2 separate regions of the Homo sapiens genome follow, and region 2 is linked to region 1. The links are chromatin loops, found by intact Hi-C in ENCODE. Cell type or tissue: HepG2. All regions are shown on one strand. Region 1 has its middle 91 kb from the start of SIAH3. Region 2 overlaps COG3 (component of oligomeric golgi complex 3).

The links. Hi-C counts contacts between places; a loop is a spot of excess contacts. Peaks named below come from ENCODE experiments on the same cell type or tissue, not always from the same donor. Only the 100,000 strongest peaks of a DNase experiment are listed, where the experiment ranks them.
Region 2: a loop joins it to region 1, with 17 times the contacts of the local background. A loop is called at or near these places in 1 of 110 quality-filtered maps.

The regions. Positions count from the first base shown.
Region 1 is chr13:45,940,765-45,944,764 of GRCh38, forward strand. No RefSeq gene overlaps it. Among named protein-coding and RNA genes, the nearest start is that of SIAH3, 91 kb to the left of the region's middle. In HepG2, no CTCF peak of the experiment used is centred here; no DNase peak of the experiment used is centred here.
Region 2 is chr13:45,498,825-45,502,824 of GRCh38, forward strand. The region is part of intron 13 of COG3 (component of oligomeric golgi complex 3); the gene reads left to right. Among named protein-coding and RNA genes, the nearest start is that of COG3, 36 kb to the left of the region's middle. In HepG2, no CTCF peak of the experiment used is centred here; a DNase peak (open chromatin) is centred at 2,167.

The DNA of each region.
Region 1 (4,000 bases):
TCATTGTATTCAAGTCTCTGCTCCTTACAGAAGCTCTCTCTTTATCTAAACTGGGAGGCAGCTGGGAATTTGGATTGAAGAGGAGGGCTGGGAGGGCGAGAGAGGGGTGAGAGAGGAAACAAGATTAACTTCAGAATTTGAAGGACAATTTCACAAAATAAATCCTTTAAAAATCTGGATTCCTCTTTGTGACATTGGTTTTGCTTTGATGAGAGCATGTTGATGCATGAAGACTTCATGTCATCTTGGTTGAAAGTGCGCTTTAAAGTTCAATAGTCATAGCCGTTTGACCTTGAGCAAATCACGTATTGTTGTGAACCCCTGTTTCTTCATGAGAAAATGAAGGCTGATAATATCTTCCTTACAGGTTTATGAGAAGTTGATGAGATACAGAATGGGAAAGTGCTTGGCACGTAGTCACTCAACCAATAGCTCCTGTGCCCATTCCTCAAGTGGCTGAGGGTGGTATCCCTTGACAATGTTGCCACATTCAATTTGCAGAGCACTTCAGAGTGAAATTGCCATGAGTAAACTTGAATTTTGTTGTGAATATTTGTTCTTCTTTCAGTTAAGCATCTTTGAACATCCTTCCTATGCTTCAGGGGATTCTCCACCTAGTGAATCTGTGCTTCCCCAGATTCAAGGAAGAAACTCACCTTCCCAGCCTCCCTCTGCAGCTGGGGCCATGTGATCAGGCTCCACCAATCAGAGCTGCTACAAAGGACTTTCAATTCAGCAGCCAGAGAAGGAAAAGGCAGCTGCCACAGTCTCCATTCTGCTGAGGGAGGCAGCAGTGCCAGGGCTCCTCGTGGGACCATCTGGGCTCTGTATATAAAGGGTAAGATGCAGAACCCATGCCCAGAGGCATAGTGGTGCCCACCACATGGGAGTGATCCTGCAGTGGGGTTTGGGCCCTACTCCTGGTTGCATAAATTCAAGACTGGTTCTCCAGCCCTCTAATGTCCGTTCATACTTTTTTTTCAACTTAAACCAGGCAGAATTAGTTTTGCTGACCCTTCTTTATTTCTTTATATATGGCCCCTCTTTATTAGCCAGGATAGGTGTACTGCCGTAACAACCCCACATCTCAGTGATTTAATTTAACACGCCAGTCAGGTGGCCCTCCTCTGAGCAGTGATTTGAGAGATTCAACCCCTTCCAGCTTGTGAAGCCACTGCTCTGGAAAGTCTTGGGGTTTTCTGCTGGATTCTTGGTTGGGTCTAGACAGTTTATGAACAAAGAGAAAAAGTGTGAAGGATTTCATGGGAGTCAGTAGGTGCTGGACTGGAAAATTGCATCCATCTTTCCACAAGGCAAGTGGGTGAAAGGTGTAGGCTAGCTGTGTGCCTGAGAAGAAGAAATGGCCAGCCCCATCACTGTGGCCTTGGCTAAGTCCATCCAAGCACTACTTTCCTTGTATCAGGAAGTTCTCCCTCATGGTTCACTCCAGTTCATAATAAGGATTAAAATCTGATAATGTGGGCACAAGGGCTTTGTGAAGTGTAAAGTTCTACATTGATAAAAGATATATCACACAAACGTGGATATCACTTGCAGACATGCTACATTTTACAGCAAATGTTGGTCAGAGTCTCTGGATAATCATCACCTGAATTCTATTTTTAAACCCTAAACCATGTCAATTAAAATAAATCCAGGCCTAGGTAAGGGGAGACTTTTTTCAAAAAGAGGAGATTTTTGCTATAAGGGAAGGAACTGTTGCAATAGGAAGAACACTCTGACCATATGACCTGAAGCATCAAAAGTCAAGCAAAGAGGGCTTTTCTTTCACAAGCAAGAGAGGACAGATGTGGGGACTTAGAATGGATGGTGTGATGGGACATAGAATGGATGGTGTGATGGCACAGCTGGTTAGGAAGTATCTTGTCTTGTAATCAGCTGATTCTCAGGAGGGGAAGTCAAGGAAGGGTTGTTCCTTGTTCTTTAAGCTCATGGGTGGGTCAAGATCCAGGAGCTTCTGGGGAGTGGGGAGACTTGATTAAAATTTTATCACATCAAGTCAATGGGTATTTAATCCATATTGGTCAGTGGGGCAAACCGTTCAGCAAATCATTTGTGAGAAAAAGAGCATTCCATGGTTTGATTTTGACCCCCCAAAGTTCATGTGTTGGAAACTTAATCTTCAATGCAACAGTGTTGAGAGGTGGGACCTGTAAGAAGTGATTAGATCATAACGGCTTAGCCCTCGTAAACGGATTAATGCTGTTATTGAGAGAATAGGTCATTGAAGAAGTGAATTCTTGAAGAAAAAAAAGGATGACTTTAGTCCTTTTCCTCTTTTGCTCACTCTTATGCTCTTTTGCCCTTCCACTTTCTGCCATGGGATGACACAGCATGAAGATCCTTGCTAGATGTTGGCACCATGCTCCTGGACTTCCCGGCTTCCAGAACTTGGAGTCAAATACATTTCTGTTCATTATAAATTACCCAGTCTGTATTAACTTTTTTATAGCAACATAAAGTGGACTAAGACAAAATGAGAATTTGGAGGATCCAGGTCTGGCCTTATCACAGATAAACAAAGTCGTTAAGTCCACATGTCTTATCTAAGTCATATGGGGAAGGGTGGTTCTTTGCAGTAAGCCACTTTTGCAACACAAAAGTGTGAGACTCAGGGAAAGTTCAATATCATTAGCTGAATATTGATAATTATATAATGACTATAAAAATAGGAATGTAAAACAGAATGACATCCCTAGCTAGCCAACTGATACCAGTAGTTAATTTTCATTTACCCAATCTATTTTAATATACCACAGTGCTAAGTATTAGACAGGGCATGCCTCTAGGACAAACAACTGCATCATGTATAGGACAATAATATCTGAGCTACGAAATAAAGTAATGAATTACATTTCAGTGTTATGAAAAAAACCCTGGGCATTTGGGATTTTCATTCAAATAAAATATTATTTCAGCCTACTTATGGATAAGATTAGGTTGAAGTCTTTTTGATTCAATATAGATGTTTTTAGTTCACAATTTTCAATGTTTAAAACTGTGTCCAACTGAATAAGTCTTAAAGCAGCTCATCTACCATGTAAATTTGTATGTACTTAGATTTCAGAGAGTTCATTATTTAAACTTATATCTTAATGTGTTTTATGAACCTGTTGTTAAAGTCATTAAAGTCAGTTACTACTTATACTCAGCAGGTTCATTTCAATTCGTAGTACTTAAGCTGTTCTCACAGTTAAAATACCAAAAAGGCTTACTCAATATTATGCACCAACAGCAGGAAAAAAACATTTTCATAACTGAAGTAACTTTCAATTTATGCATACAAAACACATTCAAGATCAAGAAAATGCCTCCTACTCATCCTGTATATCATAAACAAAGGAATTTTTTCTTCCCACACAGAGAGATAAAGAGGAAAGAAAGAAATTTCCACACAGTTTTTGGAGTGGGTGTCAGGGAGACAGAAGAACGGTATCCATGGCTCGTAGTTATCAGTCACTCTGAAAACAGGCATCTCTGCCTAACCTGGGCTTAAGGAATGGAAGGAAGCCCAGACTCAGTTTCTCAAAGAGCAGGAAAATCCACTCTTCCTTTTCACCAAGTGAACCATAAAGTTTCCTTGCTTGCATGTACCCTCACCCAAGCAACAGAGTCCCTCTATGTTTTTGTAAATATTTGGTCTGTCTGATATTTCACCAGGAAAGGAAGATGGTAAAGAGACCCTGGGGCACATGCTAGGGATCAGCTAGTTACCAGTATCCACGGAATGCCAGTGCAAGCCATAATCAACGGAGGTCTGGGTTATAGTCTCTCCCTGAATGCCACGATAGGCCACTGCAAAGTAAACAGAAGTTCCCTAACTTTAAACACACACATGCAACTCCCCCATCCAACACGATCTTCCTCTGGTTTAATTACATTGCATTTTGGATGAATTTATTTATTTATTTTAGAGACAAAATCTTGTTCTGTCACTTAGGCTGGGGTGCAGCGGCACCATCATAGCTCATTGTAGCCT
Region 2 (4,000 bases), 440 kb before region 1:
CTTGCAATGCCATATGATTCTAATAATTTGAATCTTCTTTCTTTTTTTCTTGGTCAATCTAGAGTCCTTTGTTTTCTTGCACAAGATGATACAGGCGTTCACCTTTTCCTTGCTCCAGGAATGTTTCACATTCCTTGCTCCAGACCTACGGTCAGCTCTTTCTCCAGGAACCCTTGGTTCCTTAAGGGGAAAGAGGGTGGTATTTAGAAACCAAGATCTGAGTATTAGGTGTGCTCATTTCTAGTGGTGGATTACTTCTAGCCCTCTTTAAAGAGCTAGAAAATATACATTTTAAAATATCATGAGTTCATACTGAAATCTCCAGTTCAGATCCAGTTCCACAGGGTTCTTCCTTTTCCCATATCTCGTATTCATGTTTCCAGTCTCACAGAAGAAACCCTGGCTCCTAGCACCTCTAATGTATTTACTCATTTGCTTCAAGTTACAACATACACAAATAGTTTCAGAATTATAACACTAATGCCATGATTAATAGCAAACTTAATTCAAGATTTTTATACTACTTTTGTTCTTAGAATATATCCTACTAAGATATACAATGAGATTGCTGTCAGACGTTTGATTCTAAATATAGATCTGCAGATTTCAAATCTCTTTAGAGATTTTTGCCCATGTAAGTTTGCCATTTGCATGGCATAGGGGGAAATGTAAGAGTGAGATAGACCTGGGTTCAAATCCCAGCCCAGTTAGTAGCTCTTTCTTATTTTTTATTAGTATGTTTAATTATTTGTAAAACAGGCATAATACTGACCTTGGAGTATTGTTGTAAGAGTAAAGATAATGACCCAGAAAGCACTTAATGCTGGTAGTCATATGAGAGACAGTGGCTGTTGTAATTTATTTAACCCTTGAAATATTGAAAAACAGAATATTTGACTTTTTAAAAATAGTCTTGGCCAGGCACGGTGGCTTGCGCCTGTAATACTAGCACTGTGGGAGGCCAAGGTGGGCGAATCACTTGAGCCCAGTAGTTCAAGACCAGCCTGCACAACACAGTGAAACCCCATCTCTACAAAAAATACAAAAATGAGGCAGGCATGGTGGCGGCTGTAGTCCTAGCTACTCGGGAGGCAGAGGTGGGAGGATCACCTGAGCCCGGGAGATGGAGGCTGGGGTGAGCTGTCATTGTGCCACTGTACTCCAGCCTGGGTCACAGAGTGAGACACTGCCTTAAAAAAAAATATATATATATGTATGTGTGTGTGTGTGTGTGTGTGTGTGAGTGTGTGTGTGTGTGTGTGTGTGTGTGTATATATATATATATATATATAAAAAAGAGGCCTGATTATTTTATTTGAAAAATTCCAAAGGCAGTTTTGGTGCTGGTGAATTTAAAAAATGTCCCTTGAAATAATTTTGCTAAGTCATCATGTTTCTAACGTGTTTTAAAAAAATATAATCTTGAGAAATCTGTAAGCTATTAAATTTTTTAAAAATGTAATCTAATTTTTGCCAGGTCTAAACACTAATCTTGCTTAATTAGTTTATATAAGGAGTGCTGTAGACCTAAATATCTGTGGAAAATAGATTAAAGATAATTTCTTTCTAAGTGTATCCTGTATTCATCAGCATATCTTTTGTCACAAAGTGCCAATCTGTGTTGTTAAAGTTGTCAGATGTGGCTCAGATACTATCCTGTTTCTATTTAGACTGCTTTTCTTGGATGTCAAATGTCCTAATTTCTTTTATTTTTATTTTTAAAGTAGACTTTGTATTGTAAGATAGTTTGAGATTTACAGAAAAATTGAGAAGGTGGTACAGAGTTTTTATATACCCTGCACCCAGTTGCTCCTATTACCAAGATCTTCTGTTGGTATGATACATTTGCCACAATTAATGAACCAGTAGTGAGTCACTGGTATTTATTTACTAAGGTCCATAGTTTATTCAGATTTTCTTAGTGTTTTTCATGTCTTTTTCTATTCCAGGATCCCATTTACAACACCACGTTGCACTTAGTTTTTATGTCTTTTTAGGCTCCTTTTGTCTGTGACAGTTTTTCAGACTTTTCTTGTTTTCGATGACTTAGCAGTGTTGAGGACTGGTTTATAGTGTTGTCATGAGTATTTCAAGCTTTTTATACAATGCCCCTTTGTTGGAATTCGTCTGATGTTATCCTTATGATTAGACTAGTGTTTTGGGTTTTGGGGAGGAAAACCACAGTGGTGTAAAATGCCATTGTTATTACATCATATTAAGGGTACAGCCTTTCAACATGAATGTTCACTGTTGATATTGAACTTGACCATCTGGCTGAAGTAGTGTTGTCAGGTTTCACCACCGTGCAGTTACTCCTCTTCCCCACTTTCCACACTGTACTCTTTGGAAGGAAGTCCCATGTGTAACCCATGCTCAAGGAGTGGGTTGTGCTCTACCTTTTTTGAGGGCAAAGTATCTATGTAAATACTTGGAACTTCTCTGTAAGGGAGATTGGTCTCTTTTTCCAGTTTGTTGATTCAATCACTTACTGATGTCAGTGTGGACTTGGTCTCTTTTTCCAATTTGTTGATTCAATCACTTACTGATGTCAGTGTGGACTTAACGGATATTTATTCATACTTTGGGTTATAGTTCACTGGTACTTTATTTTGCTGCTCCAGCTTTCACCACTGGGAGCTCTTTCAGTTGGCTCCTATGTCCTTTTGACATACTCATTTATGTAGATTTTTTATTTTGAGAACTTTCTTATTTCCTGGCACTATAAGAACTTCAGGTGCATCAGTATATTTCCTGCTTCTCTCCTAGAATCGACCATTTCTTCAAGGAGTGCTGGTTCCTTTATTGAAGGATTGTATTAGAAAGAGATCTGGGCATTAGGTGTGCTCGTTGCTACAGGGGTATTGTTGCTTTTAAGCTCTCTCAGGTGCTGGCATAGAAATATGTGTGTGTACTAGATCATTCCTGTTGCTCCAAATCCTCACCAGCATTTTGACTTAACCTAATTCATTTCAATGCCTAGGTGGATAAATATGTAATAATAGGTATGTTCGTTTTAAAGTTAACAGGCTGGAAATATGTTCTTACCTGTTTTGAGGATGTTCTCCTAAACTTACATCTCTTCCTCTGACTTCTATTTAAACTTACTGCATTTTGGCTAGTTATATTAATTATTTATATGTTGTTACTTTTTAAATAATATACAGAATCAACCTTGCAGGGATCAGATCCCCTTGTAGGGCAGGCAGTGGGGGCTGTTTCTTTTCTGTGGTCCATAGCTGGAATTATCTTTATGTGTCTTGGTATTGCGGATAACAACAGGGAGCAGATGGGTGGTCCATTTGCAGGAGCTGCCTTGACTTTGAGGGCCACAAAGCAGGTATGATGAAGACTAGATCTGTTTCCCAGCCTGATCTAGTGAATGGTGCTCCCTCCTTTTCCTCCCGTCCTGGCCTTCATTAGGAGTATCAGTTTTTGTATTATAGATAAGAATGCCTGTTTTAATTGCTGTGTCTGATAGGATGTTAGGTGATAAAGTTTTCTATATGCTCCCTTCCCAGTGTAATTTAGTGGTATATTTGGTATGTTTATTCAGTCATTACATGGCCTGTATCCTGGATGCTCCCTTGTGTAGTAGACCTTTTGGCTTAAGGGTAACCACTTGCAGTAAATATGCTTACTGTGATTTTCTTTTGGTGAGGGACTGGGGTATAAGAGTGGTCTGGCTGTGACATCTGCATGCCGTTTAGGAATTAGCTGTACTTTCCAATTTCTGCACGTGGAATGAGTGGACTGGCCTATGTGGTAGGGAGTCTGTTTCCTAATCAATTCTCTGGCTATTAATTTTTTTTTTTAATTTCAATAGTTTTTTGGGTACAGGTGATTTTTGGTTACATGGATAAGTTGTTTAGTGGTGATTTCTGAGACTTTAGTGCACCTGTCACCCAAACAGTGTACACTGTACCCAATATGGAGTCTTTTATGCCTTACCTGCCTCCCAGTCTTTGCCCCGGAATTCCCAAAGTCCATTGTCTCATTTTTA